4 separate regions of the Homo sapiens genome follow, and regions 1, 2 and 3 are each linked to region 4. The links are chromatin contacts, found by Hi-C in ENCODE. All regions are on one chromosome and are shown on one strand. Each heading gives the region's core, a stretch centred on a gene start or an enhancer-like site at or near the end of the contact. The rest is flanking DNA. Distances are from core to core; before and after follow the strand shown. Region 1 holds the start of ANKRD42 (ankyrin repeat domain 42). Region 2 holds the start of CCDC90B (coiled-coil domain containing 90B). Region 3 holds the start of DDIAS (DNA damage induced apoptosis suppressor). Region 4 holds the start of CREBZF (CREB/ATF bZIP transcription factor).

The links. A loop is a pair of places that touch in the nucleus more often than their neighbours do. Pooled maps may share reads with other maps.
Region 1: a loop to region 4 is called in a map of ascending aorta, with 5 times the contacts of the local background. The contact joins the promoter of ANKRD42 here to the promoter of CREBZF in region 4. A Hi-C loop is called at or near these places in 1 of 168 maps with a recorded cell type or tissue (ascending aorta), 1 of 37 single-sample maps with no recorded cell type and 11 of 50 pooled maps.
Region 2: a map of sigmoid colon shows a loop between it and region 4 (7-fold over the local background). The contact joins the promoter of CCDC90B here to the promoter of CREBZF in region 4. A Hi-C loop is called at or near these places in 2 of 168 maps with a recorded cell type or tissue (OCI-LY7 and sigmoid colon), 4 of 37 single-sample maps with no recorded cell type and 17 of 50 pooled maps.
Region 3: a map of naive thymus-derived CD4-positive, alpha-beta T cell shows a loop between it and region 4 (29-fold over the local background). The contact joins the promoter of DDIAS here to the promoter of CREBZF in region 4. A Hi-C loop is called at or near these places in 1 of 168 maps with a recorded cell type or tissue (naive thymus-derived CD4-positive, alpha-beta T cell), 1 of 37 single-sample maps with no recorded cell type and 10 of 50 pooled maps.

What each region holds. Positions count from the first base shown.
Region 1 is chr11:83,192,130-83,195,695 of GRCh38, reverse strand. It overlaps ANKRD42 (ankyrin repeat domain 42), which reads right to left and starts at 1,984. Exons shown (of 11, transcript NM_001300975.2): 1 at 968-1,984. The coding sequence starts at 1,025. It overlaps ANKRD42-DT (ANKRD42 divergent transcript), which reads left to right and starts at 2,027. Exons shown (of 3, transcript NR_149009.1): 1 at 2,027-2,229. RefSeq lists enhancers at 1,008-1,367, 1,888-1,997, 2,058-2,277 and a silencer at 1,575-1,753.
Region 2 is chr11:83,284,908-83,288,592 of GRCh38, reverse strand. CCDC90B (coiled-coil domain containing 90B) reads left to right here and starts at 2,226. Exons shown (of 9, transcript NM_021825.5): 1 at 2,226-2,720. The coding sequence starts at 2,621. CCDC90B-AS1 (CCDC90B antisense RNA 1) reads right to left here and starts at 2,473. Exons shown (of 3, transcript NR_186344.1): 1 at 2,046-2,473. RefSeq lists enhancers at 2,189-2,838, 2,261-2,856, 2,889-2,968, 2,857-3,453.
Region 3 is chr11:82,900,320-82,903,813 of GRCh38, reverse strand. It overlaps DDIAS (DNA damage induced apoptosis suppressor), which reads right to left and starts at 2,078. Exons shown (of 6, transcript NM_145018.4): 1 at 1,992-2,078. LOC124902602 reads left to right here and starts at 1,759. Exons shown (of 2, transcript XM_047427953.1): 1 at 1,759-1,766; 2 at 2,133-2,900. The coding sequence starts at 1,759. The coding sequence ends at 2,790. It overlaps PRCP (prolylcarboxypeptidase), which reads left to right and starts at 3,384. Exons shown (of 9, transcript NM_005040.4): 1 at 3,384-3,494. The coding sequence starts at 3,412. RefSeq lists silencers at 2,449-2,538, 2,589-2,638 and enhancers at 2,849-2,898, 3,179-3,278, 3,429-3,488.
Region 4 is chr11:85,663,619-85,666,992 of GRCh38, reverse strand. CREBZF (CREB/ATF bZIP transcription factor) reads left to right here and starts at 1,864. Exons shown (of 1, transcript NM_001039618.4): 1 at 1,864-3,374. The coding sequence starts at 2,118. The coding sequence ends at 3,182. RefSeq lists enhancers at 2,281-2,330, 2,601-2,890, 3,001-3,240.

The DNA.
Region 1 (3,566 bases), core at 735-3,234, 2.5 Mb after region 4:
AGTGGGTGAAACAAGGGAAAAGTAATAAGATAACTCCAAGGTGTGTGGCTTTATCATCTGAGTGCTGTGGTGCCATTAGTTGAGACAGCAAACACTGAAGGACAGAGAGGATATATAGATATAAAATTACATTTTGGACATGCTGCTCTTGAGGTACCCAAGGAAAATTTCCAGAAGGGAGATATCTATATATATGTTTGCAGCTCCGAGGAGAGATACGGAATTCAGGTCTCAGTGTTACGTGTGTCTCTGTATTAGAATGCTTTTTCTGACACCCATACTCACCCCCTACTGGAATCAGTGGCATTCTACCGTCCTTTATAACACTGATCTCACTTGTCATTATTTGCTCAGCATTTATCTTCCTCACTAGAAGGTAAAGAATGTGCCTGTCTTCTTAAGTTCCTTAAGACGGAGCACAAAGTAGGCATATGCAGTAAATATTTACTGGATGGTTGAATGAGTAACCGATTTGAGGGCCACCAGTAGGACTGAAGTCACAGTAAATGACAAGAAAAAGAGAACCAATGATGGCATCATCAAGGGGTAAAAGCTGCATTTAAGAAGATGGCAGAAGAAAAGAAAACGGTAAGGGAAAGGGTCACTCAATGGAGTGAAAGAAGAAAACTAAGTAAGTACTAATTTGTCACCTCCACAGGGTCAAATGCTGCAGGGAAGTCAAGGAAGAACTTAAAAGGGTCCGTCCATTAAGACTGAACAAGAGTTGATGTCAAGCTGGGCAAGAAGACTCGGAGGAATAGTGTGGATGGAAAAAAGGAAAGAAAGCGGAAATAATACAGAACAGGGGAGAGCTGAACAGCTTTGGTATCCCCTGAAAATAAATTAAAAAGGGAAAGGGGGGAGTGACGGCTGAGAAAAGGAAATGCCAGAAAGGGCTAAGGCTGTTGCGGGCTTAAGTGAGAAAAGGAATACGACAGAGATGAAGGCCAATGACAGTCTGACTCACAGGGGTTTGCAGTCTCCCTAGAGGAAGTGGAGGGGCCTGAATTGGCCACCCCGGGCATGGCGCAACACCTCCGACTCTGGGGAGGAGTTGAGTCCAGGCCCCTGATGCTGCGGCGGTCTTCACTTGCTCTCACCCACGAGCCACTGCAGCGGCAGCGGCCCTCTTCTCCGTCGTCACTAGGACGGGGCCCAAGGTCCTCTCTTGCTCTCTCCCAGAAGCTGCAGCGGAAACCTTCGTCTTCACTTTCTCTCTCCCAAAAGCCACTGAAGCGGTAGCTGGCGTCTTCACTGCCGCTCACACCAGAGGAGTCGCTGGCTGCGTAGCCGCGGTCTCCACTTACTTCCTCCCAAGAACTACCAACGCTGTGGCCGCCTTCGACACTCCCTCCCTCCCAGGAGCCACTGAAGCGGCGACTGCGATCGTCACTGACTCTATCCCCGAAGTCACTAGTTCGCGGGTCCCGAATGTCACTGACTCCCTCCCAAGGACCACTGAGGCGGAGGCCTCGGTCTTCTCTGGCTGTTCCCCTGGAGTCGGTAGTTTGGTGGCCTCCAACTTCACTAAAATTCACGTCGCTGCTGCAGAAGGTGCTGTCTCCCCTAACTCTCTCCCAAGAGCAGCTGTGACTGTGGCCACTATCTCCCCTAACTCTCTCCCTAGAGACGCTGCGGCAGTGGCCGAGGTTTTCACTGACCCTTCTCAAGTCACTGCGGGAGAAGCCGGCGTCTGCACTTAGGCTTCCTGCAGCGACCCTGGAGCGGCGGTCGCTCTCTTCACATTTTCTTTCCCCGTCGTCGCTAACTCTTTCCCTAGACTCGGCGCCGGAATGGCCGTGTAGACCGTTTATCCTCCACACGTGGTGGCTAGTGCGGCGGCCACCGTCTTCGTCTGCTACTCCCTGCGAATCGCCGTAGCGGCGGCCGCCTTCCGCTGGTACTTTCTCGGAGTCTCTTTCCAGCCTCCCGACTCCAGCCACTTGGCTGGAGAGGCAGCAGGGCCGTCGCCTTGGAAACGAGTACACTTCCGACGTGCTGAGGTCATTTCCCGTTCCTCACGGCCCACGCTACTTCCGGTTTCCTTTCCCTCAGCTATTCCATGGCTTTTCGTGTGGACAAATCGGGAGGTGGTGTAAACTGGTTTTTGGTGAAATTCGGCTCGGCCTCATGCGAACCTATCTAGGTCCGTCTCTGGAGTGGCCTGTCATCGATCGCGCCCTCCATCGCTGAGCGACACAAGTGGAACCCCCCAGGACTGCATTCTGCGTAGGTGACCTGTGTGGCGCGGGCCGGGCGGGGCCTTTTTGTCCTTGGGCAAACGTGGTATACTTTCTCAGTGGTGGTTGGAAGGAAATTTGTTGCCCTGTCATTTCGCAAGTATGGAAAAAGACCTAAAGGAGAATTTAGCAGCTGCAGCCGCTGTTTTTATTGCGTACTTTACTAGCGCCAACTCTTTAATAATCGCTTGTTAGTTGTTACCCCTGTTTTATGGGTCAAGAGACTCAATATATCAGTACTTTGGTAAGGCCAGGCAGCAGGTAAGTTGTAAAACCAGTAAAAAAACACAGGTCATTAGTCAAAAGAGTGCTTCAGGTCTCCTGACTCCAAATCCGAGAATCCTTTCACTGTAGCATGTTTACTGCTCAAATATTTCTACAACCCTATTGCTTAACAACAGGAATGAATTATTTCACCATTTGTTGCAAACGTATGGGTCACGTTTTGTGCCAGCAGCAGAAAATACAGAAATTAGTAAGAATTACCTGCCCTCCAGGGGCATCACCAACCTGGATTCCCCTCTCGGCCCAGTTTTTCCACCCTTATTGCCTTCTCCCTTCAGGAATAATGAACTCGTCCTGGAAGCGTACCTTACTTTTTAATATCTCTGCCTTGTCATGTGCTGTTCGTCTTACCAGGAAACTACCCTGCTTTTCCCCCAGTTTTGGTCTGTGAACACATTTGGGAAATTCTTCTGATCCTACCGCTACTCTCTTGAGGTACAGTAAATTGTCTTTGACTTCCATCACCTTTTGTAATATTACAATTGCCATCTACTGAGTTCCTATGATCTGCCTGGCATTGTACTAAGTGCTTTATATTTTCTTGTTCATTTTTTTATGCCAACATAAATGAGTTTGACTCAATTCTTATTATAACCTGCCAAAATAAGTATTCCTCTTCCTTTTTACAGAGAGAGAAACAAGGGAAAAAAAAGTTAATTGCCTGAGGATATACTGCTAGTGTTGCGGGACAAATAGAGACGGGAGAGGCCAAACAGAATTCAGGACAACCCTTTATTATTAAGGTGATCACTGGCTCAGTCGGACTGGGGTCCAGAAAGTCTGAGCCCGGAACAAAGGGATCAATCACCTTTTAAGCAATTTGTGGCGGGAGTTTGGTGCTACAGGAAGCCTACTTGCAGAAGCAAGAACAAAGGCAGTTAATTATTCTTTTACATTTGTTACACCACATGTCTTACATCCTTGGGAATGCATGCTTTTGTAGCAATTGCTTATCAACCTTGTGACTTTACAGCGCGCTAGGGAGGGAAGCAGGAACTCGTGGTGCCTCAAGGAACGTGAAACGGTGGAACACAGATAAGC
Region 2 (3,685 bases), core at 977-3,476, 2.4 Mb after region 4:
AAAATAAAAACTGACAAGTGGGACCTAATTAAAGAGCTTCTGCACAGCAAAAGAAATTACCAACAGAGTAAACAGATAGCCTAAGAATGGGAAGGAGAAAATATTTGCAAACTATGCATCTGACAAAGGTCTAACATCCAGAATCTATAAGGAATTTAAACAAACCAAGAAGTATAAAACAATCCAATTAAAAAATGAGCAAAGGACATGAACACACACTTCTCAAAAGAAGACATACAAATAGCCAACAAACATGAAAAAATCCTCAACACCACTGATCATTAGAGAAATGCAAATCAAAACTACAATGAGATGCCATCTCACACCCATCAGAATGGCAATTATTAAGAAAAAAAATTCACATATTGGTTAGGCTGTGAAGAAAAGGGAATGCTTATACTCTGTTGATGGGAATGCAAACTAGTTCAGCCACTATGGAAAGCAGTTTGGAGATTTCTCAAAGAACTTAAAATACAACTACCATTCAACCCAGCAATCCCACTACTGGGTATATACCCAAAGGAAAATAATTCATGCCATCAAAAAGACACAGAGCTGGGCACCGCAGCTCATGCCTGTAATCCCAGCACTTGGGAGGCCTAGGCGGGTGGATAGTTTGAGCCCAGGAGTTCTGGACCAGCCTGGGCAACATGGCAAGACCCCATCTCTACAAAACATGCAAAAATTAGCCAGTTGTGGTAGTGCACACCTGTAGTCACAGCTACTTGGAAGCCTGAGGCAGGAGGATCAGTTAAGCCCAGGAAGTTGAGGCTGCAGTGAGCCATGCACGACTGCACTCCAGCCTGAGTGACGCAGCAAAACCCTGCCTCAAGCCAAAAAAAAAAAAAAAAAAAAAAAGACACATGCAACCGTATGTTCATTGTAGTGCCATTCACGATAGCAAGGACATGAAATCAACCTAAGTGCCCATCAACAGTGGACTGGATAAAGAAAATGTGGTACATATACACCATGGAATATAATGCAGCCATAAAAATAAGGAAATTATACTCTTTGTAGCAACATGGATGGAACTGGAGCCATTATCCTATGCAACCTAATGCCAAGAACAGAAAACCAAATACACATGTTCTCACTTATAAGTAGGAGCTAAACATTGAATATATGATGGTAAACGTGGAAACAACAGGCATTGAGGATCATTAGATGAGGAAAGGGGGAGACGGACAGAGGGGCATGGGTTGAAAAAGCACCTGTTGAGTACTATGCTTACATCCTGTTGGGATCATTGGGACCCCTAACCTCGATATACCCTAAGGTTTTGCGTTTTGTATTTTGAAACTGGTAAGATCAAACTTTTTTCCCAATTTTTTTTTTTTTTTTTTAGATCGAGTCTCACTCTGTCGCCCAGGCTGGAGTGCAATGGTGTGATCTCGACTCACTGCAACCTCCGCCTCCAGGATTCAAGCGATTCTCCTACCTCAGCCTCCTGAGTAGCTGGGATTACAGGCATGTGCCACCACGCCCGGCTAATTTTGTATTTTTAATATAGACAGGGTTTCTCCACGTTGGTCAGGTTGGTCTCGAACTCCCGACCTCAGGTGATCTGCCCGCCTCGGCCTCCCAAAGTGCTGGAATTACAGGCATGAGCCACCACGCCCAGCCATCCCAGTGTTTTAAATAGCAATTTATATTTCCTCTTCATGAATTGTCTGTTAAAGCAGTTGTTGGCGGGAATCAAGTTTTGTTCTTTCAATGTGCTTCGGGCCTTAGAAATGGTGTTTGTTACTTAGTTGACTCTCACAAAGCTTTGAATACATATAGATAGAAACCTAGCCGTAATTGTTTAGAATCTTGAGAGAGTAAGCCACTAACACCGCACAACTGTGTGCCATTTTACAACTTACAGAGAATATTCATGAGTATTAGTGCATTTTAATACAACTACTGTGCATTGTTGCTTTCAGCATTTTACTATGCGGAGCAGTCTTGAGTAACTGAGGTCTGAGAAGGATAAATGGTGAAAATTCAAGGAATTTCTCCTAGAAACGGAGGAATTCGGCTTCCCTAAAGAAAGGACATACCGACTGAAATAGTTGGTCCTCCCGTGCACCAGAGGGTGAAGCAGCAGGATGTGACGCCTCACGAAAAGTGAGCGGCTTGCTGGACTACACTTCCCAGAAGGTTTCGTTGGCCCTCGCACTACGCAATCACCCAGAACGCTCAGCGGCCGAAAACTTCAGGTTCCAGGCTGCTGTGCGGCTAAATGCGACTCCATCTCCCCCGACCCAAGCGCGTAATGGCCGCTGGCTATCTTGGGGGAGCCAGCTGTTGGACTATGCCCCACTGCCAGGAAACAGGCGCCGGAAGGTTCTCTGACAAGATCTCGCTTTCCTAGGGCGGTGAAGGCGTTCAAAGGTCGGGAAGGGGCGCTGGGAGAAGCGGGGCAGCGCTGAGCCATGCTCGCGAACTGTGGGTCTGTCTGTGAAGAGACCCAGTTTCGTGGGACCACGGTGGCGCCTGCGCTGGGAGGTGAGCTTGTGACAGAGCGAAAACTACAATTCCCAGCATTCCTGTGGTGCCAGAACTACCTTGCCCGAAAGCCTGTGCGAGATTTACCCCGTCTTCCGCCTCCCTCCCACCGGAAAACTCTGAGGACATGAATAGTCGCCAGGCTTGGCGGCTCTTTCTCTCCCAAGGCAGAGGAGATCGTTGGGTTTCAAGGCCCCGCGGGCATTTCTCGCCGGCCCTGCGGAGAGGTGAGGCAAGGCGTCGTGTCATAGATGCCTGAGTGCTCTCTAGGGAGACGATGCCCGTGGGGTCGCGCCTGCTCGAGCGAACGGGAAGAGAAGGTGCCACGCCCTCCTCCCGGATTCACGCCTTGTGCTGGGCGACGCCGCTGCCTGCTGCCCCGACTTGCCCAGCTCGCCCCAAGGGGCGAGGACTGAGGAAAGCACTGCCTTTCTGTTCTTAAAGCGAACCTTTGAAGGCCTGGGCTTCGCGCCCGGCTTCTTTCTCAGCCGTTGTTTCCGTTTTTTGGTGACAAGAGGCTAGTAATCTCGTCAGGAGCCAACGTAAGGTAATCTGTGTTTGAGGGTGTCCTGTTTTCTTTTGTGGCCTGATCAAATTTTGATTTTGTTTTTTTAGGTGCTGGCCTCGAGCCCAGGTTTTTGGTAGACAGCATCATAAATTTCAGGCCACGTCTGCCTTATTCTCACTGGAATTCTCAGTACATTTCAGTCACATTGTAGACTTTGGGAAAATAAGTGAATACTGGAACCCACAAGTTTCCAACCTGTTGGCACCCCTGTTAACAGGGTGTCCTGAAGACATCTAACTTTATTCAGAGAAATGTTTCTAGGGCTAGGTTTTTGTTGTCGTCGTTGTTTTTCACCCCCAGTTTTTTAACTTCCCTCCCAGTTTTTAAACCGTTTTAAGGTTGTCCACAAAATAGGCGAATAGGCACCTCTTATCTCTGTTCACCTTCTTGAATCTTCAGTGCCAGGTACGCTGAGCCATTCGGTACCCAAACACTTCTACGCTGTTATTTATACTCCATATTGTTACTTGTGCTATTTTGCTCATTGTTTCATTTTAATCCACACCAGTAACAGCTGCAGTCAAAACTGCAGTTGTTGATCCTCCATCTGTGAGATTGCTGTTTAGCTGCCAGGGTCATTCACAAGGTCTCTTTTGTTAGGTATTTGAGTGTTTAGCATACATA
Region 3 (3,494 bases), core at 829-3,328, 2.8 Mb after region 4:
TCTCCAATTTTCTGTTTCATATTTTACAGGCCAAGAGGCCTCAGCTATGGGAAGGGTGGCTGTTTTGAATTGTTTTCTTAACACTGTCTAATGGTCTCCTCCAATGGCACATACTTGTTTAATTTTTCTAAAGGCAGTCATAATAAGTCCCTAAAAAATAATTTAGTAACATTGACACGAAAATTCTAGAAAAGTAAGAGAGGCAGGCAGGAGAGTGAAAATTAAGTAAGCAAAAAAACAAAGAGACAAAATCTTCAGTGAAAGGAGAAATACTGATGAAAAATGCTTTAAAAACATGAACCAGGAAAATCTTAGTACGATACAGTTTTTCCATTGATATCATTTATGAGACATTTATTACAGGGATGGAGAAGGTCACATCTCAGTAAATGGTACTACTCACTAACCAGTAACTCAAACCAGATACCTAGGAGTCATTTGTCATTCCTCCCTTTCCTTCATATCCCACATCACACTCATCAGAAGGTACTTGAATCTACTTCCATACTTAGAAACCATCATTCACTTTTCCCTCATATATTCTGCCATCATCTTAATCCAAATCACCATTATCTCCTGTTTATGGTGCTGGATTAACCTCCTAACCATGATCCGGTCTCTGCCCATCTTTCCAGACTCATCTCATACAACTGTCCTTTCTAAATATATTCCAGCTATACTGGTCTTTCCTTAGATTCTTGAACATTAACATGTCAAGCTCTTTCCTGCCTCAGGACGTTTGCACAACCTGTTCACTCTGTTTAGAATGTTTTTCTTTCCCTCTTTTGCATGGTTGGATCACGCTCATCTTTTAGGCATCAGTATCAACTCCTTGGAAAGGTCTTCTTAGACCAGTCTAATTCACATAGTTTCCTTGTAAATTCTCCTTAATTCCATCCATAAAAGGTAAGTTCCATTAGAACAGGAATCTACCTTGTTCATCATTGGATCTCAGTACCTAGCAATTCTTGGCACAGACGAAAGAAGCATTTAACTATCTGCAGAATAAACAAATAATTACTTGGTGCTCTGTGATCCAGTCCTGTGGGGTCAGGAAAGGGTTTCTGATTTAAAAGGCTTTGCAAACTGACTAAGAATTAGCCAGGTCAGGGACAGGGTCAGAAGACGGTTTGGGGTGAGAAGGAGGATAGTGCACTTCAGGAACACAAAAGACATTCTATATGGCTGGAGCGGTGGAAAACCACTAGGGCTGAAGAGCCAGGCAAAAGTCAGATAGGAAAGAGTCTGTAAGTCATGTTAAAGAGTTTGGGCTTAAACCTGAGGGCAAATAGGAGCGACTGAAAGGTTTTCAATGGGGAGTGCCTCGGTCAAATATGAACTTTATCAGCCCAGCAATGTGGAGACTGGACTGGAAGGTAGCAAGATTGAAAGCAGGAGAACCAGCTGGGGCGGCGGGGGAGGGGGGGGTTACTGTCACAGCTATGTAGCAGTCATAGGGTCGAACCAAAATAATGTCAGTAAAAAACGGAGAGAAGTGAACAGATCTGAGATATTCAAGAGGCTGGTAGGGACTGGCTGGATGTGAAAAGGAAGAAAACTTTCAAGCTCTGGTTTAAGCACATGGCTCAGTTAAAATATGTTCCTTCTAAGCCATCATAGCATTTTGGAAGATCCCCTTTCAGCACGTACTACTCTGCACAGTGGCCCACTGAATACGTATTTGCACATTACAGAAGCAAGAGTCGCGCCTTTTCCTCTCTATTTCCGATTCTAAAAGCTCACTCCGAGTCTAGCTCGATGGCACTGTAAGTGTTCAATAAACGTTCGTTAGGTGATTGCAAAAGCACTGAGTCTAAAATAAAATAACTGACGTTTATATTCTGTTACCCTCATGGCTGCCCGTTTACAGAGAACCACTTGTGAAAAAACAAGCGCCGGGCTCTGGGTGGGTCTCATTCATAATGAAGTTAAGAGCCTCCTTAGGAGTCTCCGGCTCTTCGGCTTCCCGAGAACCCCTTTACCCAGCTCACCTGGGGGAGAAGACCAGGAACGGGCCCAGGCGACGCACAGTGACTCGGACCGGCCGAACTCAGTAGCACGCCGGCAGCCTTCCAATCGAATCTCCCGCGTCCTTTTCCGCCGGAAGTAACGCTTTGGCTCTGATTACTCAGAGCCAATCAGAAGAAGGCGCCGCAGAGGGTGGAGCTTAGCGAGGAAATCCTACAAGCATCTGGAAACGACCATTTTCGTCAAACTGCGGGTAGAGTCTTTCTCCCCGACAGGTGGATCAGTAGTACAGTCCGTAAAATTGGTTTTGGAGCTTCGCTGAGCCTCCTGGGCGTAGGGTTCCCGGGAAAGTGTGGAGTGAGCCGCAGCGCCCTGGGGTCTGGCGGGGTGACTGAAAGAGGGAATGGAAGCTGGATGAAGAGGGTTGAGGGAGCTTTGGAAGCCAGACCCGGCGCTGTCCTAGGGGCTAGCACTACCCACGGGCGGAGGGAGGAAGGGGGCGGTGGCAGGAGGCAGGAGGGGGGTGGAGCGCGGAGTGGGTTTTCGGGTGCCGGAGAAGAAAGGGGGCGTTATTTGAAAGAAGGGACCGGGACCTGGCGGGATTTAGGGGCGATGTGGACCCGGGGCGACCTGTGTAATGGATGGGTTGTGCGAGCAACACAGTTTTGGGGTGACCCAAGAACGGAGTATCATAGGGAGTGGTTAGGCTCCAGATGGAGGTGGGTGCAAGGAGCACAGTCTTTGGACCTGGACCCAGCGGTCTGCGACGACGTGCTCCGCTCACTGCTGAGTGATCTAGTGCAAGTTCCCGCACCTCTCTGAGCCTCAGTTTCCACATCTGTAGATGGGAATAACAATCATATACGACGCACAAGATTGCTGTGACGATTTAGTTAGAGGAGATGATGCGTGTGCCTCCCTGCCTCGTGATACACTGGCCTGTAGTGAACCTTCAATAAATTGTCATGGTAGCTGTTATTGCCGTTACGTAGGATTTGCGGAAGGCAGGAGGTGTCGCAATGGAATTGCGGTGGCCAGGGCAGGGTTTGGTGGTGATGATAATGGTAGGGATATTGGGTGACCTGAAGGACAGGTGGGCTTCGGGGGCGCTATAGATAAAGCATGGGCTACAGCGATGAGTTAGGAAGAGGCCCTAGCATGATAAGGGCAGACTTGGGGTGTGACCGCAATGAAGGTGAGTGCTAAGGAGCAGATGGCACGAGAGGAAAGTGGAGTGGAGGCGGTGTCCTCGGGGATGGGGGCGGAGTGGCTGTGGTGACCTGGCTTGGGCGGCGTCTCTGAGGAGCTGGCTGGCTTTGGGTTTCCCCTGGGAGGAGCTGTTTTGCGGCGGGCGGAGCTGCAGGCTGGGCAGGGCTTAGCCTGTGCGCTTCTGCTGGCCTCCTTTTCGCCCTCCCACCCGCACTGCAGTCTCCAGCCTGAGCCATGGGCCGCCGAGCCCTCCTGCTCCTGCTTCTGTCTTTTCTGGCGCCCTGGGCCACCATAGCCCTCCGGCCGGCCTTAAGGGC
Region 4 (3,374 bases), core at 615-3,114:
AGTTGGATGGGATTACCAGCCATACAAAACACCTGTACTCAAGGGAGGCCAGAGTATACATATATCACCTTGAACTGTGTGCTCTTGTACTTTGGCAAAATCTTTCCTAATGGAATGTTAAGCAGGACAAGGAGTCCTTTTATTTATTCTTCTAGATACCACAGGTCATACTTTTTTCACACCTTGAAATAATTGTTTTCATTCAGGTGAGCTTTAGTGTTATGGCTTCAGTCAAAACTGTAGACTTTATTCACTCACTCACTCAATATTTGTTGAAGCCTATGCAGTACCAGGCACGTTTCTCAATATTTGGGACCTGTCAGTGTTCAACTTCCCTGGACCTTGCTTTCTGTGTCTCTAAGAAATACTGTATAGAAGCAGCTATCCTCGAGGATATCTACTACATTATTCAGTATCCTATAGAGAAGTTTCTTTAAGATTTAAGAACTAGAAGAGCAGTTAAAGAATTCATGTATATTTTACTCATGAACAAAGGAAAATTCATTTCTCTTTTTTTGTTTGGGCTGTCAGGAAACAATTTTTAGCCCAATTCAAACAACTGAGTAAGATATTGCATCCATCCAATTCCAAGATTAACCTTTTCCCCTTTCAGAAATCCTTCTCTTCCTAGTTCATCTTTTATTGGCCTTGCTTTTTAAAAATTCAAAATGTTTTGTTTTACTATATTCTAATGTACTTGTAAACTGCTTCAAATCTCAAATCCCTTGTGGGATGTGAACCTAAATATCTGTATTTGTAAACTGCTTCAAATCTGAAATCCCTTGTGGGATGTGAACCTAAATAACAAACAGAAAAGGTCTCTAAAATAAAAGACATGTTTTGAGAATGGAGCATTTCAGTGGGAAAACGCATGCCATAGTAAACTATGTGTGTATTCAGGAAGACGAAGGAAGACAAAGAGTTTTAAAGGAAAAAAAAATGAGGATGGTTACACATTGTTTTGAACTAATTATCTTAGCTACAAAGGTCAATAACAAGGGTGACGTCAGTTAAAGGTTGGACAGGCAGTTTCTGGGCAGACATCCTTGCAGAGGTTTTGTATAAGGTCGTGATGGTCTTTGTGCAACGTTGTGGTTTTTACAGTCTTTGTTTTCAGGCATACAAGCATGAGTACCCTCTCTTCATAGCCTTTCCTGGCTCTATTTGTCAGAGTTTTTGTTTGTTTGTTACCCAAATGCAGTAAGTCAGTACTGATTGGATTTTGGCTCAAGTGAAAACATCTACTTACAAAAATGGCAAGAACAACTGAAGACAATTTTTGTAAGCAATGTTGTATTCTACATTCATTTTGCTTTGGTTTTAATTTTTTTTAATTGACAAATAATAACTGTCATATTCATTGGGTACATAGTGATATTTCTATACATATGGAATGTAGTGATCAGGTTAGGGTAACTAGCATATCCATTATCCAACTGAGGACATCTAGTATGGCCCAGGTATTAAATAGTATTAGTAAACGATTGTTAATTTTCTGAAGACTTGGTAATAGTATTATGATTATGAAAAAAAAGTCCTTATTTTTAGAGATGCACACTGAAGTACGCAGGGGTGTGGTGTCTCATCTGCAACTTTAGGATGATTCAGCAAAAAAAAAATTTACAAGCATTTATGTAAAGATAAAGCAAATATAGCAAAATGTTGTGTTGAACTGTTGAGTCTGGGTATTGGGTGGTATTGAATTAGGGTGGATAAATCTAGAGACTTGTTATTTTTGCCGCTGTTATTATGACATCACTAGAAAGCTGGAATTATTCCCACTCTAAAGCACCCTGAAATCTCGCGACACTACGGCCTGGTGGCGCGCGAAACGCGGTGGGCGGGACTGGGGCGAAAACCACTGACTTCCGGCTACGCCGTTGTCTGGGTGGCGCGGTCGAGTCATCGCAGGGCCTCACCGCTTCGTTCTCCCGTCCCTCCCCGCGCCTTGGCGCGGGGGGTCGACTAGCCAAGTGAGGCGGGAGGCGACTCGGACCTTTCCCTGCATTTCGTTTCGGCCAGTGCCGGGGGCTACCCGCCCTGGGGCCTGGGATCCTTGGGGCCCGTGAGGCCCACTCTTAGCGGCCGGGGCCTACCGCGGCCCGCCGCTGGCCCTCATGAGGCATAGCCTGACCAAGCTGCTGGCAGCCTCGGGCAGCAACTCCCCAACCCGCAGTGAGAGCCCGGAGCCGGCTGCAACTTGTTCGCTGCCCTCTGACCTGACCCGGGCTGCAGCGGGGGAGGAGGAGACGGCGGCGGCCGGATCTCCCGGCCGCAAGCAGCAGTTTGGCGACGAAGGAGAGTTGGAAGCCGGGAGGGGGAGCCGCGGCGGCGTGGCCGTGCGCGCGCCCTCCCCCGAGGAGATGGAGGAGGAGGCGATCGCCAGCCTCCCGGGGGAAGAGACGGAGGATATGGACTTTCTGTCTGGGCTGGAACTGGCGGATCTCCTGGACCCCAGGCAACCGGACTGGCACCTGGACCCCGGGCTTAGCTCGCCGGGGCCTCTCTCCTCGTCTGGCGGAGGCTCGGATAGCGGCGGCCTGTGGAGAGGGGACGATGACGATGAGGCCGCGGCTGCTGAAATGCAGCGCTTCTCTGACCTGCTGCAAAGGCTGTTAAACGGTATCGGAGGCTGCAGCAGCAGCAGTGACAGTGGCAGCGCCGAAAAGAGGCGGAGAAAGTCCCCAGGAGGAGGCGGCGGTGGCGGCAGCGGTAACGACAACAACCAGGCGGCGACAAAGAGTCCCCGGAAGGCGGCGGCGGCCGCTGCCCGCCTTAATCGACTGAAGAAGAAGGAGTACGTGATGGGGCTGGAGAGTCGAGTCCGGGGTCTGGCAGCCGAGAACCAGGAGCTGCGGGCCGAGAATCGGGAGCTGGGCAAACGCGTACAGGCACTGCAGGAGGAGAGTCGCTACCTACGGGCAGTCTTAGCCAACGAGACTGGACTGGCTCGCTTGCTGAGCCGGCTGAGCGGCGTGGGACTGCGGCTGACCACCTCGCTCTTCAGAGACTCGCCCGCCGGTGACCACGACTACGCTCTGCCGGTGGGAAAGCAGAAGCAGGACCTGCTGGAAGAGGACGACTCGGCGGGAGGAGTCTGTCTCCATGTGGACAAGGATAAGGTGTCGGTGGAGTTCTGCTCGGCGTGCGCCCGGAAGGCGTCGTCTTCTCTTAAAATGTAGGGTCAAGTAATCTGCTCTTTATCCGCGTTTACCCCTTTCAACTCCCTTACACCATGTCAAACTTACCTTAGTGGGACATCTTCACCGGACACATTTCAGAGGAGAGAAAAAAAGTAATATTGAATCTTAAAGTGTTTAGCTAAAAGCATGAATGTGACACAGTAACCAACTCCTAATGATAACATGTGACTA